Regions from separate parts of the Mus musculus genome. Here regions 1 and 2 are each linked to region 3. A link is a loop called in an ENCODE intact Hi-C map of the cell type or tissue named here. Cell type or tissue: heart. All regions are shown on one strand. Links, peaks and the distances in the headings refer to the core of each region. The heading gives the core; the rest is flanking DNA.

Region 1 (8,103 bases), core at 1,634-6,633, 57 kb after region 3:
CGCACAGGCATATATGAGTGTGCACATGTGAATGTAGAAGTCTGAAGCCTTGTTTTTTTGAGACAAGATCTCTCACTGGCCTGGAACTCACTGAATAAACTAGGCTGGGGGTGAACAGGCTAGGCTGGGGGTCAGTGATCTCTAGGGATCCTCTGCCCCTCACCATCGGGATTACAACTCCCTGCTACCATGCCTGGCTTAAAAAAAAAACACAGGTCCTCACACCTAAAGGTAAGTTCTTCACTGACTGAGCTGTCTCCCCACCCAGGAACTTCCTTCCAAGTCACTATGTACCTGGGAAGAATTAACTTCCCCACTGCCCACTCTTCCACAGCCTGCCTGCTGGCTATGGCTGTTAGAGTCTTGACTTCTCTTTTGACAAATGAGAATGGAAGAGTTCTAACTCAGGAGGTTGTTGTGAGGAAGAAGTGAAGTGGCATTCGGGGTACTGAGCAGTGCTGGCACAGGGTCCCCACCCTACAGGCTCCAGTTACCACAAACCTGACATCCTCATGTCCTGTCCAGTGGATTCTCCACTTGTTTCTTCTCTCTCGGGCAGAGAGCATCTCCCAGCAAAGTCAAAAAGGACTGAGTGTTCTCATTGCCTCCACAGCTTACAGGGCATCACGCTTCCTGTAATACTCTACCTCTGTCAATGAAAAGCAGTGCTTAGTCCTCAGCAGAGTTCCTGAAGGACACTGCAGCAGAAGTGTGGACTTGCTGAGCACAGCTGGGGGCCATGTCTCCGCTGTGCAAGAAAGAGCAAGACAGGGGCTAGAACTGCAGTCTGTGCAGACTTATGCCATGGACCGTCCAATTTCCTTACAGATTCTGGAATGTGGTTTCATCTTGAAATAAACATCTAGAAATCTTAATCGTCACACACATAAACTATTCTTTGATATAGCGAAGTCCCAAGCTGGTGCTTTGGGAAAGTGATTGTATATTGATGTTCTGGCCTCATCAAAGGGTTAATCTATTAAGTTATTAGAGGAGGGTGTGAAGCTTAGTTGAGGTCAATTCTTTAGGTCAGTGGAGACATGTCCTTGCTCCCTAGCCCAACTGGTCACTCACTGGCTTCCTTGCTCTTGCTACTTTCTGCCCACCCTGAAGAGAGCAGCCGTCTTCCACCCCACCCTTCTGCCATGATGTTCTGCCTCTCCCAGGCCCACAGACAGAGTGAAGGGTCCACAAGTTGAAACAAGTTATCCAAGTTAAACTTTTCTTCTTTAAGTTACCTGCACTCCAGTATTTTGTCACAGTGATGGAGAGTTAACACTACCAAACAAGGAACGGTGGCCTCATCACTGTTTTCAGTTCACTTCCAGACATGGCACATACCTGTTTCTGGTACCTAACTACTTAGTTTACAGAAGCAAACACAGCCTTGCTGTGGTGCTGAGGTGAAACATCGGCCATTATCCAGCTCTGCCTCTCTAGAGGAGGACGAGACATGCTCACACAGACAGGTAAAAACATGTCCTGTAACAAAGCTGTGTGGGTGTCAGGGAGCACCCCAACACTGACCTCATCGCCTGAGATGGAAGGAACCTCACCCACAATCAGCTTAAGGTTCCCAGAGGCACTGAGTGCTGGAAAGGCTCCCTGTGATAATTTAGAACAGAACGAGGCTGTAAATAAGAAAATGAGAATGCTGAATAAGCTGTGGTTTGTCCCAGCCCCCCTTAATTACTTGGCTACTTTGAGTTGGTGTCTAATGCCTTGAGATTTTCCCTTGATTGCTCTCTTCCTCCGTGCACATTTGTTTTTGTTGTAAAACCAACCTTATAATGTTGAGCATTGAAAAATACTGCATATAATCGTGTTCCTTTTCTATTGCTTTGACCAAACACCTCAGAAGTACAGCTTAATGAAGAGATGTGGGCTCATGGTTCTGTGGTTTCAGGCCAAGGCTGATCAGATCAGTACCTCTAGGCTTCTGGTAGCAGGCATGTATGGCAGAAGAGGCTGTTTACCTCATAGCCATGGAGCAGAAAGACCCAGAAGTTAGGGAATGAGGCATTAGCGTTCCCTTTGTAGGCTGGTTTCAGCGATCCACTTCCTCCAATAGGCCCATGTTCCCAGTGTCCACCATTCCCAACAGTCCACTGAGCTTCAGGTCCACTCCAACCCTCATCAGCCGAACACCTCTCAGTGGGTAGCTCTACCAATTGGGGTCTAATACATATAAGCCTTTGGGCGTATACTTCATACCCAAATCAAAACAGTAATAATACAGCTACTTTAATTTTTTGTAATGATTGTTTATACTTTGCTGAAATATCTTTAATTAAAAAATGGGGCTGGTGAGATGGCTCAGTGGGTAAGAGCACCCGACTGCTCTTCCGAAGGACCAAAGTTCAAATCCCAGCAACCACATGGTGGCTCACAACCACCCGTAATGAGATCTGATGCCCTCTTCTGGAGTGTCTGAAGACAGCTACAGTGTACTTACATATAATAAATAAATAAATCTTTTAAAAAAATGTATTTGTGTGTGGGAGAGGGTTGGGGGAGCAGTACATGCATGCATGCCACAGTATGTATCTGGAGGTCAGAAAGCAACTTTAGGAGTTGGTTCTTGCCTTCCACCGTGTAGGCACCAAGACTCACCAGGCTTGTTGGAAAATGTCCTTAGCCACAGAACCTCACTGACCCTCAAACACCCCTCTCACTGTTGCAATCACACTGTGTGTCTGCAGATATTTTTATGTAACTCTGACTGGCCTGCAACTCACTATGTAGAATAGACCTCACTGAGATCTGCTTGCTTCTGCCTTCCAAATGCTGGGATTAAAAGGTGTGTGTAAACACACACTATGTCTGCAGTTCTTTTTTAATAAAACATTTCTCTCACATTCTCATGCTCTTAATAACTACCAGTTGTGTTCTACAAATTTGAGAATTTAATTTAATTTAATTTTTCGCTTAATTACATTCTAGTGATTAGACATTCATGCTTCCAGACTGACTGTAGTGCTGGTGATGATAGCAATGTTTTGGTAGAATTGAAAATCCTTAAAGAGCCAGGCGTGGTGGCGCATGCCTTTAATCCCAGCAGTTGGGAGGCAGAGGCAGGCGGATTTCTGAGTTCGAGGCCAGCCTGGTTTACAAAGTGAGTTCCAGGACAGCCAGAGCTATACAGAGAAACCCTGTCTCGAAAAAACAAACAAACAAAAAAAGAAAATCCTTAAAGTTATTTCTTTGGAGCGGGATGGTCGAGGCAGAACTCTTCCTATTATGCAATTTTATTTCATTGTCACCCAAGTTACGGGTGTGAGGAATGATTTAGAAAGACAGAAAACCAGAGAACAGTGTAATATAATAACCAAGGGCATTTCCATGGAAGAGGAAAGCTCTGTGGCCCTGCCCTTCAGCCTAGACACTGTCCAAACACTGCCCATGCCCCAGATGTGCATGTCTGAAGATTGTTCACTGGTGGTGGCAATAATGGCCACAAGAGGAGTTGGCAGTCCCAAAGAGTGGCTCCCGTTGTAAGGAGGCCTGCGTGTGATGGTGGGAAGTATGCAGGGGTTGGACTCTTCCTTGACTGAGGCATGTCATATCTCTGGGTGGGTTCACTCGACCCGAAGAAGCCCAGTCTAAGCCCAGGCCAGTGGAAACTGCTTCCCTGCACAGCCTCGTGGAGTGGAAATGCTTCTTGAACAGGGACAGTGAGAATCAGGGATGCAATTGTGCACATTGTCTTGTTAGCCAGGACAGGCTTATGATGAAGCAAGCAAACTGTCAGGATGGGACCTGGGCACATGTGGAAGACCACACTTATCCTGTTTGGGACTTCAGGCTCACGTGATCCAAACCCTCACTCCACCAGAGAGTAAACTGGTATCAGGTGGCAAGAGTGACAAGGGAATGCCACACAGCTGATCACTGGTGGCGCTGAAGTGAGAACACAGTTCAAAGTCTTCAGTTTACTTTGCAACTAACTAACTAACTAACTAACTAACTCCTTGCCTATTAAGTGCGGGCAGGCAGGCCAAGCAGAAAGGGACTTTTCTGCAAAGGCACAGTGAGTCTGTTTGGCATCCAGTATTTCTCAGGAAACCTCACGTTTACTCCTTCAATTAAGATGCCTGCATTCCAGGACACTGGAGTCAGGCTGAAGGGCATCAGTGAGCGTTGTGTCCGGGGAGCACCATGGGATAGCATCGTGGGCAGGAAGAGTGCGATAACCAACAACTGCATCCTCCATCCTCCATCCTCCAGCCAGGAGACTGGGTAGATGGAAGTCAGCAGGTACATTCTAGAGCTGCAGTCACATGGGGTGTGTGTCTGTGACTTTCATTACAGGAGGACCTCAAAGAGCCAACTGTACCGGGTCCCTGGTGACAGGTGCACTATTTCACTCTCTCATTTCTTAAAATAAAATTATTTACTTGGTGTGTGCCCGCCCATGCTCACATGTGCATTTCCCCCTGTGAACGTGGGTATGTGCATGCCATGGCTTGCATATGGAGGTCAGGCTCCATGGTCTCCATCCACCTTGAGACAGGGTTTCTTTTGTTTCTGCTGCTGTGCTGCCCTCTTCAGGCCAGAGAACTGACAGGCTTCTCTTTGGTTCTCCTACATCTCACAGTAGGGTACTGGGACTACAGACGTATACAACTGCATCTGGTTTGCATGTTGGGTTCCAGACATCAAACTCCAGTCGTCACTTGTAAGCACTTTTACCTGCTAAGCCATGAAACTCAGACCAAAGCAAACTGTGCTAAATAAAAAGAAACTATCTTAATTCCATTTATCCATCACGTCAAAGACAGCAATACACGCAGAGAACTGGCTAAGAACTCATTAAAAGATGACTTGGTCAGTCATTCACTAGTGCTGAGGGTTCAAATCCCAGGGCTTCTGGCAGCTGTGTGACCTTATACAAGTGACTTAGCTTTTCTGTTGTTGAGTTTCCCATCTGTAAGCAGGCTGGTTAAATAATGCTCCTCCTGTAGGGTTATTTGAGCAAGCAGGTTAAATAAATTAATATAAAGCTCTTACCCAGTATCCATGCGCAGTTAGGGCCCCAGAAACAGCGACTCCCATTACCTCATCAGTCTGTTTTCCTCTGGTGCTGCCTCAGTGGAAGCAGGAGTTAGGGCAGGCAGAAGCAGAGATGTCCTGTGCTACCCTTCCCAACCTTAAGTATATAGCCAAGACAACACCACCCCTTCACACAGCCCAGACACAAGAGGCCACGTGCAATGCTAAGTGCTGAGGGATGAACCAGCATCCATATCTGTAACTGTCTTCTTTATTTTGTAAAGGGGCCTCGTATCCAGGAAAGCAGGTGTACTGGCTGGTTGTATATGTTAACTTGACACAGGCTGGAGTTATCACAGAGAAAGGAGCTTCAGTTGAGGAAGTGCCTCCATGAGATCCAGCTGTAAGGCATTTTCTCAATTAGTGATCAAGGGGAAAGGCCCCTTGTGGGTGGTATTATCTCTGGGCTGGTAGTCTTGGGTTCTATAAGCAAGCAAGCTGAGCAAGCCAGGGGAAGCAAGCCAGCAAGTAACATCCCTCCATGGCCTTTGTATCAGCTCCTGCCTCCTGACTTGCTTGAGTTCCAGTCCTGACATCCTTTAGTGATGAACAGCAGTTTGGAGGTTTAAGCTTAAGAATAAACCCTTTCCTCCCCAACTTGCTTCTTGGTCATGATGTTTGTGCAGGAATAGAAACCCTGACTAAGACAGCAGGGCATGGGCTGGACAGACAAGAGGCTTTCCATATCAGAATCCATGGCTGAAGTTCGCTTCTGTTTATCAGCAAGTGGTTCTCTTTCTAGCACTTCTTTCTCCCACTCATAACACTGTAGCTCTGACTCCTGCCTGTAATACAAAGATATGAGAACCTGGAGGAGGGAGATGAGACTGGAACAAGAAGGAGGAAGTGGCTGGGCTAACTCCTGGAAATTGACTTCCTTCCACTGCACAGGTGGCCAGCTGGCCTTACATGTGACGTCACCACCAGCAGCCTGGGTACAGGAAAAGCAAGTTCACAAGCTACTAAACCCGCAGGATGGGCCAGATGCCTGCTGTGGCATTTAGATGTTCAATCAAGTGTTTCATTAGGTGACGTGTAAGGCTCTGATTCCTGCTACTGTGATGTGCTTGCTTACTAGGAAGGGTCTAAGGTCTCACTATACTGGGCTCAACTTTATGATCCTTCTGTCTTAGCCTCTGGGGTTCTGGGAATACAGGTATAGGCCAACACAACCAGCCAAGAGGACTCATTAGTAGCCAACAAACTCTTGTGCCTGCCCCAAGTAGTCCAGTGATTCGCACATCTTCATCATAAACTGACTTCCGGTACATCTTCTCTAATCTCCTCCCCCATGGCACATTTTAGCCACGTGATATGCTGTAATTCTGTTTCAGTTCCAAAGGACCACAGTCAGATCTAAGCTTCCTACCACCCCTGGCAGTATTTGTCTCCCCAGTGCTGCTGCCCTATTTGAGGGTGCTCTGTCTCCTCACATCTGGTAGTTCTCTCCTTGCCGCTACATCCAGAACCCCTCTGTCTGTCTCACCATCGGTCCTTCCATACATGGTACAGTTTTCAGTTCAGCAAGTCACGGGTCTAACAGTGGATTCTTTTCATTCACCTGTCCCAGAGACCATCTTAACCTGTGCAATGACTTCTCCTTTGTTATTTTTTCTTTTGATCCTCCTATGAAAGAAGAGGTCACCATTGGAGCGGCTTCCCTCTAAAACACACGAGGCAGTGGCCCTGTAGGACTTCCACCATGGCCCCTGATTCCTGAAATCAGCCCATGAACAGAGTCAAGAAGCTAGTTTGCTTACCCGTGCTGCTGTTGTACTTTCTCTTATTTCTTGGATTCCCACCATCCTGTCCTCCAAGAGCCCAGGAGCCTCCTCTGTGGGCATCCAAGTTAGCCTCTTTACCACACTAGCATCCTCCCCACATGCATCATATCACTGTACCACTAAGCTGGCCAAGGATCAGGAGGTTCAGAGCAAAATCCAAGTGTTGCACACTCTGCCCCCCCCCCTCCAGCAGACCAGGCAGACCTTCTCCTACAGCTTCCCTCACCACCCCACCCCTTTGTCTCAGCTGCCAACTCCATGCAGACATTCCATGGACACTTGCCTGCCAGGGAAGGGGATGGGTGATCTGCAGATCTTCACTCTCTCCTCTCCTCCCCAGTGTCATCCGCAGCTCCTTGGGAGGCCGCCAGCTGTGGCCTCTCCTCGTGGACCCTCTCACGCACCCTATCCTAGGCAATCTCTATTATTTAGTGTCAGCTCCTAATACCAAGAAACACCTTATTTCTACCTAGAACACCCAGAGGCCACATCTGGAAGGATCCCAGAAGCATTTCTTACCAGGCAACCCATACTCTAAGAATAAAAAGAAGGCAACAGAAACTATAGAGCAAAGCACCCACCCAACTAAGACAAGACCAGATATCAGAACATAGAATTACAATCCTCCCAAACCTAGGTGCCTAGATGCCAGCCCCAAAACGTAATCAGTAACAGCCAGAATAATATGTTTCTGCTGGAGTCCAGCAACCGCACAAGACAAAGACTCCAAAATAGCCTTTATGAGTATATTAGAGGTCCACAAAGAATAAATGAGTGGATCCTTGAAAGAAATCTATGAAAACAGAAACAAACAGTGAATGAAATGAAGAGGACGGTTCAAGACGTGCAAGTGGAAACACATGCTAGAGAGAAAGCCAACACTGATCAAAATCTGGAAAAGGAAAGTTTAGGAACCATAGAGACAACAGAATATGAGAGGTGAAAGAGAGGATCTCAGGCATCAGAGACAAGATCGAAGAACTGGATACCTGGTCACAGAAAATGTTAAATTAAAAAAAAATCCAGGCCCCAAACATCCAGGAAATCTGGGACACCATGAAAAGACCATATCTATAAACAATAGGAATAGAGGAAGGAGGGAGGGAGAAGAAACTCACATCAAAGGCACAGGAAATATTATCAGAAAATGGTATCGACAACAACCACAAAATCATAGAAGAAATTTCCCCAGCCTAAAGAAGGAAGGTACAAGCACCATTCAGAACACCAAATAGACATAATAATTAAAACACTAAATGTACAAAAG
Region 2 (8,103 bases), core at 1,634-6,633, 390 kb after region 3:
CCCAAGACTGCCGGCCCAGAGATGGTCCCACCCACAAGGGGCCTTTCCCCCTTGATCACTAATTGAGAAAATGCCTTACAGTTGGATCTCATGGAGGTATTTCCTCAACTGAAGCTCCTTTCTCTGTGATAACTCCAGCTGTGTCAAGTTGACACAAAACTAGCCAGTACACCTATCAATGATAGGATTGTCGTTGGCATTAGAGACAAATTTACGATAATACTTACTTTAAAGTATATGTTCAAATTAAGTTTTTTTTTACTATTTTCTCTGCCCTTCTTAAGCTGGCTCAATTTATGAATTTTGCAGCAAGAAAAGTGGGCAGGAAATTGAACTGCTATGAAGACGACTTAGGTGTGTGTGTTTTTAATCCAAGAATTGCTGTTTCCTTTCATTTCTAAGTTCATAAGCTTAACCACTGATGGGTAGAAACACATGAAGCACAGCAAGAATCTTTGCTTTTAAGTCACACACACACACACACACACACACACACACACACATCTCTAATGTATAGAGTGCTTACCTAGCATGCACAGGGCTCTGGCTTCAATTCCTAGTGGTTAAGAACAAAATGAGCTTTTAAAATTCTGCTGTGTTTCCTTTCTGGCAGTCACAAACATAACAATGGTCAGCCTGTCTGGTTCACCCTGGGCATACTGGAGGTTCTCAAAGGCTGGGACCAAGGCTTGAAGGGAATGTGTGTGGGAGAGAAGCGAAAGCTCACCGTTCCTCCTGCCCTGGGCTATGGCAAAGAAGGAAAAGGTAACCCTGTGTGACCCTCCCTGCTGTGTGATCCTCCCTGCTGTGTGACCCTCCCTGCTGTGTGACCCTCACTGCTCTGTGACCCTCCCTGCTGGGTGACCCTCCCTGCTGGGTGACCCTCACTGCTGGGTGACCCTCCCTGCTGGGTGACCCTCCCTGCTGGGTGACCCTCCCTGCTGGGTGACCCTCCCTGCTGGGTGACCCTGCCTGCTGGGTGACCCTGCCTGCTGGGTGACCCTCCCTGCTGGGTGACCCACCCTGCTGTGTGACCCTCACTGCTGTGTGACCCTCCCTGCTGTGTGACCCTCCCTGCTGAGTGACCCTACAAGCTGTGTGACCCTACCAGCTATGTGACCCTCCCTGCTGTGTGACCCTCCCTGCTGTGTGACCCTCCCTGCTGTGTGACCCTCCCTGCTGTGTGACCCTACCTGCTGTGTGACCCTACCTGCTGTGTGACTCTACCAGCTATGTGACCCTACCAGCTGTGTGACCCTCCCTGCTGTGTGACCCTACCTGCTGTGTGACCCTACCTGCTGTGTGACTCTACCAGCTATGTGACCCTACCAGCTGTGTGACCCTCCCTGCTGTGTGACCCTACCTGCTGTGTGACCCTCACTGCTGTGTGACCCTACCTGCTGTGTGACCCTCACTGCTGTGTGACCCTCACTGCTGTGTGACCCTCCCTGCTGTGTGACCCTCCCTGCTGTGTGACCCTCCCTGCTGTGTGACCCTCTCTGCTGTGTGACCCTACCTGATGTGTGACCCTCCCTGCTGTGTGACCCTACCTGCTGTGTGACCCTCACTGCTGTGTGACCCTCACTGCTGTGTTACCCTCCCTGCTGTGCAGCTCACAATGCTTCCCTCTCTAGAGGAAACCTGCCATCTCGCTCTAACAATGCAAGAAAAGTGTCTTGATTTGAACCTTTGGAATAGGTTCATCAGATGTAGTTTGATGGATGGCTGTGTCTAGTTACAGCCAGGAAGTTTTCCACACCACAGCTCTCACTGGGAGAGTTGCATTCTTGCTTTTAAACCTATTTGTAAAGTTCTCAATAGCTTAATTTTATTTTATTTATTTTTGGTTTTTCAAAACAGAGTTTCTCTGTGTAGCCTTGGCTGTCCTGGAATTTGGTCTTTAAACCAGGCTGGCCTTCTAACTCAGAGATGTGCCTGCCTCTGCCTTATGAGTTTTGGGATTAAAGGTGTATACCACCACTGCCTATCTGTGTGGTCCACACAGCTTTTGTGGCAATTTTTTCCAAGGCACTGACACCTGGTATTTTAGCTGAATTCATGCAGCGCTCGGGCTGTCGGATGATGCTTATCAGCTGGCCCCAGAGGTAGTTTCTTCACTGAAATCTGATCTGGGCCAATGGCCATATCTGAAGAGACAGGATTGTGAACTTTTACCACCGTGTTGTTATTAACCAATTGGAACTAACTTGAGTGTGTTATAATTGGGGTTAGCCATATAAGATGTAGCTCACTTATTAAAAGTGCCATTTGCAAAAAATAAAAAATTATACATGAAATATGTTCAATGTAAAAGTAGCAAATAGATTTTGTGTCTGTCTAGCTTTCCCCATGGGAAGTATATGCACATAGAAAGCAGATCACAATGAATAAAATATTAATAGTATACTGTGATTCTGAGAATTACATTCATTTCTGAGTCTATCTTACAAATTCTCTATGAAGAAAATGTAGTACTTATACAGTGAAGAAAATAATTGTAAGAAGTCATCAGAAGCAGGCAGAGAATCAGTCTGATGTGGTGTAATTAGATCTCGTGGCATTTTTCAGCCGAGCATAGCCATTGACAAAGTATGGGTGAAGATTCCTCGCCTGTTTCCTAGGGAGGTTAAGCGCTGTATGTGCCTATGATGTACTCCGAAGCAGGACTGGCTCTCTAAGCTATGTTCCACTGCCATGGCTATTAAACACATTCAGTTCTAATTATATTCTTTGCAGGAGAAATGGAGCATCCTAGAAGAGGTTTCTCTAGTGCCTTTAGATGTAATCTGTCTCTTCCCCGTGCCACTGCTCTTTCAGTACTAACTCTATGTTTGCAACAGTAGTCGTCGTCCGTGACCTAGTTAGCTCAGCTTCACTTCGTAGCATGCAGAGATCTAAGGCTGAGTTGTTTCCTTTGGTGTCATGGAACTAATTCTTCCACTAATTTTGTAGTATTTTAGTACATGCTTGCATGCCTCCTTGGAAAGATACCAGCTTTCCCACCGGTCTATGCATGTCCCTTCCCTGTCTCCATCGGCAACGGTAAGCTTTGGCTCATCCTGTGAGTGTTTTTCTCTTAGAAACTGACTACCCTTTCATAGAACTTTGAGGAAATGGGGACACAGTGAAGTCTTGTCTAACAAGTGTATCTTGACCTCTGTACCCTGACCTTTATATTAAATAGAGAAAGCAAGTTTGAACAACAACAACAAAAAGCCTAAAATTCCAAGAAAGTTTGTTTCTTTGACTCTTAGGGTTTTTTGTTTGTTTGTTTGTATCCCCAGATTTTTAACAAGTTGTTTTTTTTTTAACTTTTAAAGATGTGTTAGTTTCCTTTCAGAAGTTGATTTAGATTTCCCTTTTCTGATTAAATGTCTCAACAAATAAATGCATAAAGTCCTATGTCAGGAGGTATCCGAAGTCGTTGAAAAATTTGAATGTTCCTTTATTATTTTTAAAACCATGAAACATCAATCCCTATTTATCAAGAATAACCCCAAGGGTATTATTTTTTTATGGATATTCCCCCTTTGTCCTCTCCATGATACCTAAGGTAGAAAATTGTCAATCATTTTACAGATAAGGGACAGAAGCGAGAGGTGGCAGATGTGAAGTTGAAGTTCAGTTGCGCTCCATGTTCACAGAGCTCCCACTATTAAATACTGCCTCCCAGTGGTAGACACTGTAGTGACAGCCCTGTGTACTTGAGGGTCAAGATTTTCTGATCTAAATTAACAAATCTTTTATAATGTAATTCAGTCTGAATTACTCAAGTCCTTTAGAAGTCATTCTTGAAGTGTGACATGAAGGGCCTGAATTGTATTTGAAAATTAGTGTCAAGGCCTTTATCATATCCACCTGTGTGTGTTTTTACTGCTACCCAAACGCGTGCTTTTCTTCTGCCAGTTTGGGTTGGTTATTCCTCCCTCTGTTCTACTTTTCTTTCCTGGGTAAAGTATGATCTAGAAATAAGTGATTTCTACTATCTGTGACCATTGTAGAGCACCTCTTCATTGAATGTAGTTAGAATGTCTGCTACTGTAATTGATTTTGTTATGAATACTTTTAGATCTTGTAAATAAAAATTTCCCCACCTCCTCATATCAGGTAAAATCCCTCCAGAGAGCACACTGATATTCAACATTGACCTCCTGGAAATTCGAAATGGCCCAAGGTCCCACGAGTCGTTTCAAGAAATGGACCTCAATGACGACTGGAGACTCTCTAAGCATGAGGTGACTCTACCTTCTGCCTCTCCTCTGTTTTTCTTCTGCTTTTATTTTAAGCTCCCGTTTTTAGAAATACCTGAGCTGCCAGGAGAAGAAAAACAAGTTTTCTTCAAAGGAGTGACAATGGGTATGTCAGCCAGACCCAGGGCAGGGCTCATGCTCAGAAGTAGTGGCCAACATAAATCGGACCCCATGGTTTTTAGTGGGTTTTTCCCTTTTTTTTTTCCCCTTGAGACTGATTTGTATCAACTCCCATGCGGCTCTTCTTTACACCTGATTGTGCCATTTTATTTCCAAATACACACACTGTATTGACAATCTTGTTTCCGCCTTGAATTTTCTACCAGTTTTTGTTGTCTTTTATGAGCCTGTTCCAGTGAGGGGCGAAGAGTTAAATGAGATTGATAGCAATATATTTACCTGGCTAGGCTGTAACTATTTCTTTTTATTACTATTATTTTTAATTAATTATTTTATTTATTTAGATTTCAAATGTTGTCCTCCTTCGAGGTCTCTCCTCCATGAATCCCACCGAACCACCACCACCTTTGCCTCTAAGAGGGTGCTTTTCTGCCCACCCAGCTACCCGCTCCCTCCTCACCCCTCTAGCATGCTCCTTCTCTGGGGCATCAAGTCTCCATGGGGGGGGGGTGGGGGCTCCTTTTTTTTTAAGAGAACATGAAATTGGATGGAGGGAGGGAATCTGGGAGAGTTGCGGGTCGGGAAAGAATATGATTAAAATAAACTATACTATATATAAGTTCTCAAAGAGTAAGTGATAAGGAAATTTTTATTTAGGTAAAATATTATTTACAGCCCTTTTTTGGTAGGAAATCACTGCTTAGGGAAGTGTGTTGGCTGAGGGGCGTGCCCAGTCTCCTGCCGCTTCCCTTCTCTCCTAGGCTTAGAGTTGACTGTGTCAGCCGGGGATCTTGGAAAGCATTTCTTTTTTCCATGACGGTAATGACTGCATGAGACACGCGTGGGTCCTGGGAACTTTCCCCTGTGGACGGTTTCTGCCGAAGATGGCCAACTGGCTGTTGAACGGCTTTCAGAGAACTCTCCAAGGGGCGATTTGCCTGGCCAAGTTTATCCAAGTCAGCCTCCGCGGGAGGGCATTTCTGGATTTTACACAGAGGGGAAATTCTTCCTCGGCCACCTGAAGGCCTGGCTTTTGAGGTGGGAGGAGGAAGAAGGGTTTTTCCGTGTCTCAAGCCCTCCCGGCTGTCATAGCTATTGTGGAGAGAGAGCAGAGGTAGACACACGCCCGTGGTTCTCGCTGCCAGACCCCAGTCAGCCAGGCCCCAGCAGGATGCTTGGTGTTTTGTTTTGTTTTGTTTTGTTTTGTTTTGTTTTGTTTTGTTTTTGTTTCTTCGAGACAGGGTTTCTCTGTGTTGCCCTGGCTCTCCTGGAACTCACTCTGTAGACCAGGCTGGCTTGGAACTCAGAAATCCACCTGCCTCTGCCTCCCAAGTGCTGGGATTAAAGGCATGTGCCACCATGCCTGGCTTTGAGCTTCACTCTAAGAGCCAGGAACTGATGTTGTCTCAAACAAAATTACTGGGGACCAAGGGAACTTGACCAATACTAATGGGTTTGTTTCTTTGTGGTTTTGTTTTGTTGCATGTTGCTTTGACTGAGACAGGATCTCCCTGTGATGTCCAGGCATGCTTTGACTTTGTGACCCTCCTGCCTCAGCTTCTTCTTCTTTTTTTTTTTTTTTAAAGATTTATTTATTCATTATATGTAAGTACACTGTAGCTGTCTTCAGACACTCCAGAAGAGGGAGTCAGATCTCCTTACGGATGGTTGTGAGCCACCGTGTGGTTGCTGGGATTTGAACTCTGGACCTTTGGAAGAGCAGTCGGGTGCTCTTACCCACTGAGCCATCTCACCAGCCCCTGCCTCAGCTTCTTGAGTGTGGGATTTAGGGTCCGAGTCACTGGGTTTCAAACACTGTGGTGTTAACAGTTAACCTTTCCCCTCTGTCCAAGATAAAAGGTAATTCTCTCTCACTAAAAACAAACAAACAAAAAATTATATGACATTCTCATGACTTAAAAAAATCAACTGATTGAAGTTAATAATAATATATATGACGGCGTCTTTAACTGGGCATGGAACTCAGTTGTCTAGCATTTCTTTAGAATGTGCAAGGCTCTGAGATCAATCCTAAGCACGTCATAAACGAGAAGTGTTTCCTGTGCCCATGTCCTCTTCAGCCTTCACTGGGTCCCTTCACCTCATTTATTACTTTCTAATGTATTTTTCCAGTGTTAATACAAATATTATTAGTTCACCTTTTCTGACTCAAAAGGTAGGAAAGACGTACATACTATTTAGTAGCTTCCATCCATCATTCACAGAACTGTGTCTGCATTAATCCAGACAATAACTTTGTTTCCTCCTCCTGGGCCCCTTGCCCTCTCCTGGGTCTCCCTCTCCTTACTTTTGCTCCAACTGCGTTATATCACGTTACCCTAAATAAATAGCACATACTGACAGGTCAGAGTTTGGGGAGAGAGGACTGAGATCACTGGTCCAAACTGGCAGGATGGGGACGGGATGGCAAAGGGTGATACAGGTTGGGTTGCAGTTTCACGAGGAGTTGGAAGCAGCATTTCGGTTATGCGTTTTTATGCATGTGATTTGCATATGTGGTGCAAGTGTGCAGTGTGTACACCCACGAGTGTATGCCCATGAGTGAGAGGCCAGAAGAGCGGGACACCAGGTGTCTTCCCCCACTGCTGTCTGCCTTATTGCCTTGAGATTGTCACTGAATCATTTTGGTTAGTCTGGCCGCCTTAGTTTTGGACCTCTCCTTTTCTTCTCTTTGCAGCTGGAGTTGCAGGCACATGCGCCTTTTGCAGTGCTGGGCGTTTGAAATTGGGTCCTCATGCTTCCGCAGCAAATGGTCACAGCCACTGAGCCATCTCCCCACTCCTCCATTGTATTTTAAAGACAATAGAAAACGGTAACATAGACACTCACAAGACCCTGCTTTGATTTCTAAGTTCACAGGCTCTGCTGGTGTGGCCTCATCACAACCTGTACACAGTTCTTTCTACTCGTAGACTTGGGTTCAAATAAAAAGGAAGACTGGAATCATATTTTAGGAGGGATGTCTAGAATTCTGACTCTTCCAAGAGAAGAAAACCCAATGAAACCAGTGTATCCGAAAGCAGCCATCCTTCAAGTGCGCGGCAGTGTTTGGCTCAGTGCTGCTGAGCCAAGCTGGCCAAGGAACACAGCTACGGGACAGTTGGGGCTAGTGGTCACTCTGTAGGCCCCACTGCCGACGGCACTTTGTTTGCTTATTTGTTTCATCAGAGAAAGCTGATTTGATTCTAGCACATAATTGTTTCAAACCTCTTGATTAGGAAAGCTTAAAGCCAGCCAGGCAGTGGTCGTGCATGCCTTTAATCCCAGCACTTGTGAGGCAGAGGCAGGCATATTTATGAGTTCGAGGCCAGCCTGGTCTACAGAGTGAGTTCCAGGACAGCCAGAGCTACACAGAGAAACCCTGTCTTGAAAAAAACAAACAAACAAACAAACAACACAAAAAAGTGTAAAGCCTTTCTAAAAATGGTTTCTGATATATGATATGTATACTACATATTATATATAATAGATACATATTTAAACCATTAGCTTTTGATTAGTATTATAATTTTTGTTTTTGTTTTTGACCATTGTATTAAGTGCTTAAATTGTTCTTTTTTTCTAGATTTATTTATTTTATTATATGTGAGTACACTGTAGCTGTTTTCAGGCACACCAGAAGAGGGCATCTGCTTTCATTACAGATGGTTGTGAGCCACCATGTGTTTACTGGGATTTGAACTCAGGACCTCTGGAAGGCCAGTCAGTGCTC
Region 3 (8,103 bases), core at 1,611-6,610:
CAATTTCCCACTTGGGCTGGAACATTGTAATTCTGTAATTCATGTACACAATTGGTTAAAAAAAAAAGGAAAGAAAATACTAGCTATGCATAATGGTATGTGCCTATATTTATTGCACTTGGGAGGTGGGAGGGGAAAGATTGTGCATTCAAGGCCACTGTGGACCACACAATGAAATTCTATCTCAAAATAATAGCCAAAAAAGAAATGGATAACCATGGAAATGCTTAAGTGTAACTCTTGGAAAGCTATGAACAGCATATGTAGTGAAAACACAGTAGTATGAACAGTGTGTGTACTGAACAAAGAAATCAAGGTGGGCATAAAAGGATGGAAGACAAATGGTAACAGTCAAGTGTTGAAAGATCCAAAGATAATGTTCATGGGGATGATCCATGGTAAAATTGTCTGCTCTCCCCTGACCCAGAACAGACTCAACAAATCTGCTGTCAAAATTGTAACATGATTCATTTTTCTAAAACTGACAAAGTGAAATAGGTAAGGGGATTTTTAAAAATGGCAATAAAATGGGCACTCGATGTAGTTGCTGGTGAAGGACTGAATACATAGAGCGATGGAGCAGGATGAGTGCACAGAGCAATGGAGCAGGATGAGTACACAGAATGATGAAGCAGGATGAGGACACAGAGCGATGGAGCAGGGTGAGTACATAGAGCTATGGAGCAGGGTGAGTACACAGAGCGATGGAGCAGGGTGAGTACATAGAGCTATGGAGCAGGATGAGTACACAGAATGATGAAGCAGGATGAGTACACAGAGCGATGGAGCAGAGTGAGTACACAGAGCGATGGAGCAGGGTGAGTACACAGAGCGATGGAGCAGGGTGAGTACATAGAGCGATGGAGCAGGATGAGTACACAGAATGATGAAGCAGGATGAGTACACAGAGCGATGGAGCAGAGTGAGTACACAGAGCGATGGAGCAGGGTGAGTACACAGAGCGATGGAGCAGGGTGAGTACACAGAGCGATGGAGCAGGATGAGTACACAGAATGATGAAGCAGGATGAGTACACAGAGCGATGGAGCAGAGTGAGTACACAGAGCGATGGAGCAGGATGAGTACACAGAGCGATGGAGCAGAGTGAGTACACAGAGCGATGGAGCAGGATGAGTACACAGAGCGATGGAGCAGGATGAGTACACAGAGCGATGGAGCAGAGTGAGTACACAGAGCGATGGAGCAGGATGAGTACACAGAGCGATGGAGCAGAGTGAGTACACAGAGCGATGGAGCAGGGTGAGTACACAGAGCGATGGAGCAGGATGAGTACACAGAGCGATGGAGCAGGATGAGTACACAGAATGATGAAGCAGGATGAGGACACAGAGTGATGGAGCAGGGTGAGTACATAGAGCTATGGAGCAGGATGAGTACACAGAGCGATGGAGCAGGATGAGTACACAGATCGATGGAGCAGGGTGAGTACACAGAGCGATGGAGCAGAGTGAGTACACAGAGCGATGGAGCAGGATGAGTACACAGAGCGATGGAGCAGGATGAGTACACAGAGCGATGGAGCAGAGTGAGTACACAGAGCGATGGAGCAGGATGAGTACACAGAGCGATGGAGCAGAGTGAGTACACAGAGCGATGGAGCAGGATGAGTACACAGAGCGATGGAGCAGGATGAGTACACAGAGCGATGGAGCAGAGTGAGTACACAGAGCGATGGAGCAGGATGAGTACACAGAGCGATGGAGCAGAGTGAGTACACAGAGCGATGGAGCAGGATGAGTACACAGAGCGATGGAGCAGGATGAGTACACAGAATGATGAAGCAGGATGAGGACACAGAGTGATGGAGCAGGGTGAGTACATAGAGCTATGGAGCAGGATGAGTACACAGAATGATGAAGCAGGATGAGTACACAGATCGATGGAGCAGGGTGAGTACACAGAGCGATGGAGCAGAGTGAGTACACAGAGCGATGGAGCAGGGTGAGTACACAGAGCGATGGAGCAGGATGAGTACACAGAATGATGAAGCAGGATGAGTACACAGAGCGATGGAGCAGGATGAGTACACAGATCGATGGAGCAGGGTGAGTACACAGAGCAATGGAGCAGGTTGAGTACACAGAATGATGAAGCAGGATGAGTACACAGAGTGATGGAGCAGGATGAGTACACAGAATGATGAAGCAGGATGAGTACACAGAGCGATGGAGCAGAGTGAGTACACAGAGCGATGGAGCAGAGTGAGTACACAGAGCGATGGAGCAGAGTGAGTACACAGAGCGATGGAGCAGGATGAGTACACAGAGCGATGGAGCAGGATGAGGACACAGAGCGATGGAGCAGGATGAGTACACAGAATGATGAAGCAGGATGAGTACACAGAGTGATGGAGCAGGGTGAGTACACAGAGCGATGGAGCAGGATGAGTACACAGAGCGATGGAGCAGGGTGAGTACACAGAGCGATGGAGCAGGATGAGTACACAGAGCGATGGAGCAGGATGAGTACACAGAATGATGAAGCAGGATGAGGACACAGAGTGATGGAGCAGGGTGAGTACATAGAGCGATGGAGCAGGATGAGTACACAGAATGATGAAGCAGGATGAGTACACAGAGTGATGGAGCAGGGTGAGTACACAGAGCGATGGGGGAGATCAGAGAACCCAGGGAAGGACCCACAAGAATACACCAAACTGACTTCTGGCCAAAGTAACTTAATGGGAGAACCTTTGTAGCAAACAATCCTGAATCATAAATGGCACACTGTATAAGAAGAGGGAGGATTTTAGATTCTAAGAGTAAATGTCGGCTATAACCTAACCAGCCACGGTGGCATAGAACTTGGGGAGGACCACAAGTATGAGGCCAATCTGGGCTATATAACAAGACCCTGTTCAGGAAAGCAAACAAACAATAGAATCCCAAACCTGTAAAATTACTAGAAAAAAAGATGTAACTGCCAATTTTTAAACTTTTTATTGTTTCTTTGTGAATTTCACATCCATGGACCCCAAACCCACTCATCTCCCTCTCTCCTAATACCTGCCCTCCACCGTTGCAACTTTCCCCCAAGAGAGGAAAAAAAAATCTCACTCTGGAAGCTTTAGTGTGTCACAGTGTGTCACAGTAAACCCTTTTGTCCACACTTCTTTGCTTTCAAATGGACTCATGAGTCCTTGGTCTGCTTTGAGGCCTCTGGCTTCTTCTACACCATCAATACTGGAACCTCACTGAGATTCCTCTTGGATACCTTGCCCTGTGTCATGGAGATCGTGTAGTTTTGGATCTGTAGGACCAGCCCCTTTATGGATTCCGCAGTTCTTCAATGGGATAGATTTTGGGGTGTGCCAATTCAAAGCTCTGGATCTGGGCCTGAGAGGTAGATGAGCTGGTCAGCCCTCCAGTTCTGCACCCACACCACTGGAGTGAGCTCCTCTGCCTCGCCTTGGATGGGCCACCCAATGCTGTCACAAGCAAGGGGCTGAGCCAGCTCTCCTGCTCTCATGCCCTCTTGGCTGGCTCAACCACACTCACACCATCAGGGCCAGCTCTCTTGTGCTGCCAAGGCAGGGTGCAGGGCCCACTTTCCCAAGGGCTGTAGCAGGGGAGGGATGAGGCCAATTCTCCCACTCTCATAACCCAGGGGCCAGCACCCCTGCTTGACATAGGTGGCAAGGGGTGAGAGTGGGGGAAGGCATCTCTCCCTGGTCCTTGTCACCATGTGGCAGACAAATTACCAACCAGCTCTCTCACATTCACACCCTCTGGGCCCACTCACCCACCCATAATTCCCTAATCCAGGGTTGGCTCTACTGTGCTTCTTGGGCAATGTGACGAGTTGTGACGGTGGGGGCAATGTCGAAGCTCTTCTAAGTGCTGGCTAGGGGAGGGGTCAGCTCTCCTAATCTCACCCCCACCCCCACCAACTCTCCCATTATGCTCAAGCAAGGGGTGGGGCCTTTGGTGGTAACATACCCTCTGCTGCTGCAGAGCCATGGATCCAGACATGGCCTCCAGTGGCATCACCAGCCAGGACCTCACCATGGTCCCAGGTCCCAGGTCCCAGGTCCCAGGTCCCAGGTCCCAGGTCCCAGGTCCTAGCTACTCACATCAGGTTGTTCCTCACTACCCTCCAGTCTCCAGTTCTGCCTCTCTTCATTGTGCACACATCCTTCTGCTTCTCTTTCTCTTCCGTTTCTCCACCACTTACGTGCTCTTCTTGGTGGTGTCCAGGGTCTCTGTGTGTCTGGGGTCATCTCAGCAGTGGTCTCAGGAGTGCTATGTCCTGCCTGTGCATTATGATACTAGGCATGGGTTGTCTCAGGCATGGTCTGCCCCTCTCCCCTCCAGGCCTGCTTGGTGCCCGACTGGTGGCCATCTTGGACTTGCTCTTTGCCCAGGCCGGACCACATGTCTCCATAGGAGGGTTGTTTATCTGGTGCCCACAGTTCCAGGGTCCCACGCAGAGTTCGTCCAGTCTTTGGCTCACTCCTCACCCTAGGACCCATCTGGGCCTTTGCAACACTAGACTGGTGGTCATCTCAGGCTCACGTGTTAGGCTAGTAATCCTTCAGTTCACAGATCAGAACACTGAGCATAGACATAGCCTCTCTCTTCTCTGCCACCTACTGACTCCCATGTGACACAGCAGCCACACCAGCAGTGCCTCTAGGGGCAGGGTAGCTGCCAATTTTTAAAATCTAGGAATTGGCAGAGTTCAAACTCAACTCCAAATGTATGACCCATCGAAGTAAAATGAGTAAGCTGGACTTCATAAAATGAAAGGGCAGGCAGGGGGCTCAGGCATATAGCTTGGTTGCTAACCGTCCTTGCCTGGCATGCCCTGAGTTTGGTTCATGGTGTCTGCCCATGCTGGCATAGGTTTTCAATCCCAGCTCTTGGAAGGAGATGCTTAAGGTCATCTTTGGCAATATAGTGAGTTTTAGGACAGCTGAAAGCCTGTCAGAGAGAGAGGGAGAGGGAGAGGGAGAGGGAGAGGGAGAGGGAGAGAGAGAGGGAGAGGGAGAGGGAGAGGGAGAGGGAGAGGGAGAGGGAGAAAAAGAGAAGCAGGGAAAGAAGAAGAAAGAAAAGGCAAATAATTGGAGAAAATATTTACAAGCCACACTCTCAACACACAACATTTAGGTGAATGAACAAGAGACACACAGACATTTTTTCCTCAAGAGAAGATACAGGTGGCATGTAGACAAACGTGAAAAGTCCACGTCATCAGCAAGCTAAAACCACAGCAGTGTCTCACGAGGGCAATACAACTATCCAAATGGCCAAGATGGAATGGGACAGCACCAGAAGCTGGTGATATGCTATGAAGCAGTCACTTAGCTGGTCAACGGTGGAAATGCTAAATGGTTTAGCTATTTCAGAAGATAGATGAATAGGCATTTGAGAAATTGATGCCAAAGGCTGAAAATAGCCCAAAAAGGTAAGCAGTATTTCAAAAAGCTACAGGAACATGTGCTTCGGAATACTGCCCAAGGAAAATAATTAAAGGGGAATCACTATTGATACAAGCAATGGTCTCGGTGAATCCTCTTAGGATTATACTAAATGAAAACAAAATAGCAAAATACTAGAGCCAGTAGGACTGTTCAGTGGGTAAAGGTGCCTGCTACCAAGTCGGAATTCAATTATGCCCCAAAGCCACATGGTGGAAAGAGAAAACCAAGCCCTGCCATTGTTCTATGATCCCCACATGTGCATCATAATATGTATGTACTCATACACCCAAACACACACAAATGTAATACAGAATTTTAAAATGTTATTCCAAAGTGCAGCCTGATTCCATCTATTTTAAAAGTCTTGATACATTTCTAGCAATGCGAACAAGTTTGTGGTTGCCAGAGGCTGAGCACAGGGTGGGACGGTGAACAAGGTTGCTTGGGGTGGACCTGTTCTGTATCTTGACTCTATTAGTAGTCTGTTTTCTGCTTACCATAGCTTTTTTTGTGTTGTAGCTCTTCAAGACTGGGGCAAATTGAGTTACAGGTACATGAATCTGCATTATTTCCTCCAGTTATTTATTAATTTACAAATATCCCAAAATAAAAAGTCCAAAATAACAAGTAAGGAACAGCTGTCCCCAAAAATGTAAATAATAGTCTAAGCAAAAAGCAGAAGGCTAAGAATGAACAGTGCCCTGCAGGTGCACAGTACGGTTGTTCTGGCTCCGTCTTAGCACATCAGGCTCTTAGAATCAAAGTTTTCCTTTCAGTCACTTAGCTGCAGCACTGCAGCACACTGCAGGAGGAGGGAGGCCTTCACGCATGCAAGAACACAGTTCTTGCAGTTTCGGTTTTGCTTTTCTCAGAGGGTCAACTTCATGCGAGTTTTCATAACCATGACTACATGTGGCCAAAAATCTCAAAGCACTTTTGTTTAACTGTCAAAAACGTTTAAAAATATTTATTCGGACGGTTTATTAACATGTTAATTCCTTTACGTAATTCCTTACAGTAAAGGAAAAGGCTCTAGAATATTCGTGGTCAAGAGAAGACTTAACGACAGAGGAGGAGAAAGTCTCCGTCTCTGAAAGTAGATCAAACTGAATCTTATTTTGATCTTAGTTTGCTTAGTTTAACAGCCTTTCTGCCCGGGTCCCGGCATTGGTTGTGGTTACAGGCGCTGGGTGGCACTCTCAGGGGGCGGGCCTTGGCTCTCCGCGGCCGTGGCAGAGCTGGCACGACGAGTTCCCAGGGTGTCACCCCTGGGCGAACTGCGAGGCCTGCCCACTCCCACTGCGCAGTGGCCGCTCGTCCGATGCAGTGTGCGGCGGCTCCTTCCCGGGAAACGAGACAGGGGGGCAGCGCTACGGATGGTCCCCGCCTCCTCCGCCCGCTCCGCCCTGTTCCCTCCCCGGAGCCCACCCGAGCCCAGGCGCGGCCGGCCGTAGACACAGCCAGCTCCTGATCCCGGACCGCGAGCGGTAGCGCCCTCCCTCCCAGCTGTTGTCCCGCCCGATCCGCGACCCTAGTCCCCGGATCCCCTTGCTGAGAGTCACCGTACTCCAGGGCCAACTGAGCCAAAGTCCTGCCAACTTGGTAAGTCATGGGGGTTGGCGCCCGCAGGCTCTGTAACCAGCTGAGGAAATGTAAGGCTGCTGTGGAAGAGCTCTGGCTGAAACTCCAGGGGAGAGACCCCCGCCTCCCACCCCTCACCCAGAGTGTCAGATGCAGCCCTAGTTCAGAGATCAGCGGAATCAAGATCCCAGTGTGATCTAAGGCCTGCGTTTTCAGCCCGCCTGCCTGCAACTTAAAGTGTAGCAAATCCAGACACCCAGACTATTCGACAAATTAATTCTGTCGGAATGTCTAAACTATTGCTTCAGAGCTCCCTTGGTGATTCCAATGTGCACGTAGGGTTAGGAGTCTGAGACCAATGGGCAGGCAGCCTTCAAAAGAAAGTGCCTGCTGACCTGGACCTTCCTGAGCGCGTGCTGCAGACAGGCTGGCTGCTTCCAGGAACCTCCTATGGTCCTGGAGCCAAAGGAGAACTTCCCTTGAGTTTCATGGGATACAAAAGAAGGAAGCAAGACAATGCTTGCTTGGCAGAGTTGCCCGAATATCAAACTGAAAAAAAGTCCTCGAGTGTGCAGTGTTTTCATAGACTGTAAAAAGCATAAAAGTGGACAGACTGCAAAGCACCTTTGTTATTTGCCTAAGTTATTGGTGTTCGAAATTGCCTCGGGAGGCCAGAGAACCCTTGACAAGTGCCCTCCATCCTTTAAGGGTGAAGCCAAAGGTATAGAATGGAGTCTGATTGCCTTCCTAAAAGCAGCCTTCCTGCTTTAGATGTTAAGGATACCTGGAGTGTATGGGTAACTTCCAGGACATCTGTTGGAGAGGAGAGGTTCCTCTGTTGTACCTGGGAGCAGAGATCTGTGTGGTAGTTGTGATCCAGGAGCCACTGGAAAACAGACAGGTATGCTGGCCAGGAGAGAGGCAGACTAAAAACCCAAGGCAGAGAGGTGGGAGAGGGAGGACCCTTGCAAAGGTCACAAGAGTTTTGTTTTTATTGAACATACACCCAGTAAACCTGGTTCCAATCTTTGATTCTGTCACTTGAGTGATGTGATTGGCTGCAAGTTCAAAATGATCCC

What was found. Peaks named below come from ENCODE experiments on the same cell type or tissue, not always from the same donor. Only the 100,000 strongest peaks of a DNase experiment are listed, where the experiment ranks them.
Region 1: a loop joins it to region 3, with 2.7 times the contacts of the local background. A loop is called at or near these places in 10 of 42 quality-filtered maps.
Region 2: it touches region 3 in a loop (4-fold over the local background); 3 of 42 quality-filtered maps call a loop at or near these places.

What each region holds. Positions count from the first base shown.
Region 1 is chr6:54,914,160-54,922,262 of GRCm38, reverse strand. No RefSeq gene overlaps it. Among named protein-coding and RNA genes, the nearest start is that of Nod1, 54 kb to the left of the region's middle. In heart, for the core only: a CTCF peak has its summit at 4,550 (motif pointing left); a DNase peak (open chromatin) is centred at 4,512.
Region 2 is chr6:54,581,935-54,590,037 of GRCm38, reverse strand. Fkbp14 (FK506 binding protein 14) reads left to right here. Exons shown (of 4, transcript NM_153573.2): 2 at 614-765; 3 at 4,108-4,235. Among named protein-coding and RNA genes, the nearest start is that of Fkbp14, 7.2 kb to the left of the region's middle. In heart, for the core only: a CTCF peak has its summit at 3,689; no DNase peak of the experiment used is centred there.
Region 3 is chr6:54,971,211-54,979,313 of GRCm38, reverse strand. It overlaps Gm24230 (a small nucleolar RNA gene), which reads right to left and starts at 4,663; the gene lies at 4,535-4,663. It overlaps Nod1 (nucleotide-binding oligomerization domain containing 1), which reads left to right and starts at 6,702. Exons shown (of 12, transcript NM_172729.3): 1 at 6,702-7,045. In heart, for the core only: CTCF peaks have their summits at 4,631 (motif pointing left) and 6,246; DNase peaks (open chromatin) are centred at 3,503, 4,573 and 6,243; H3K4me3 peaks cover 571 bases; H3K27ac peaks cover 79 bases; H3K27me3 peaks cover 668 bases.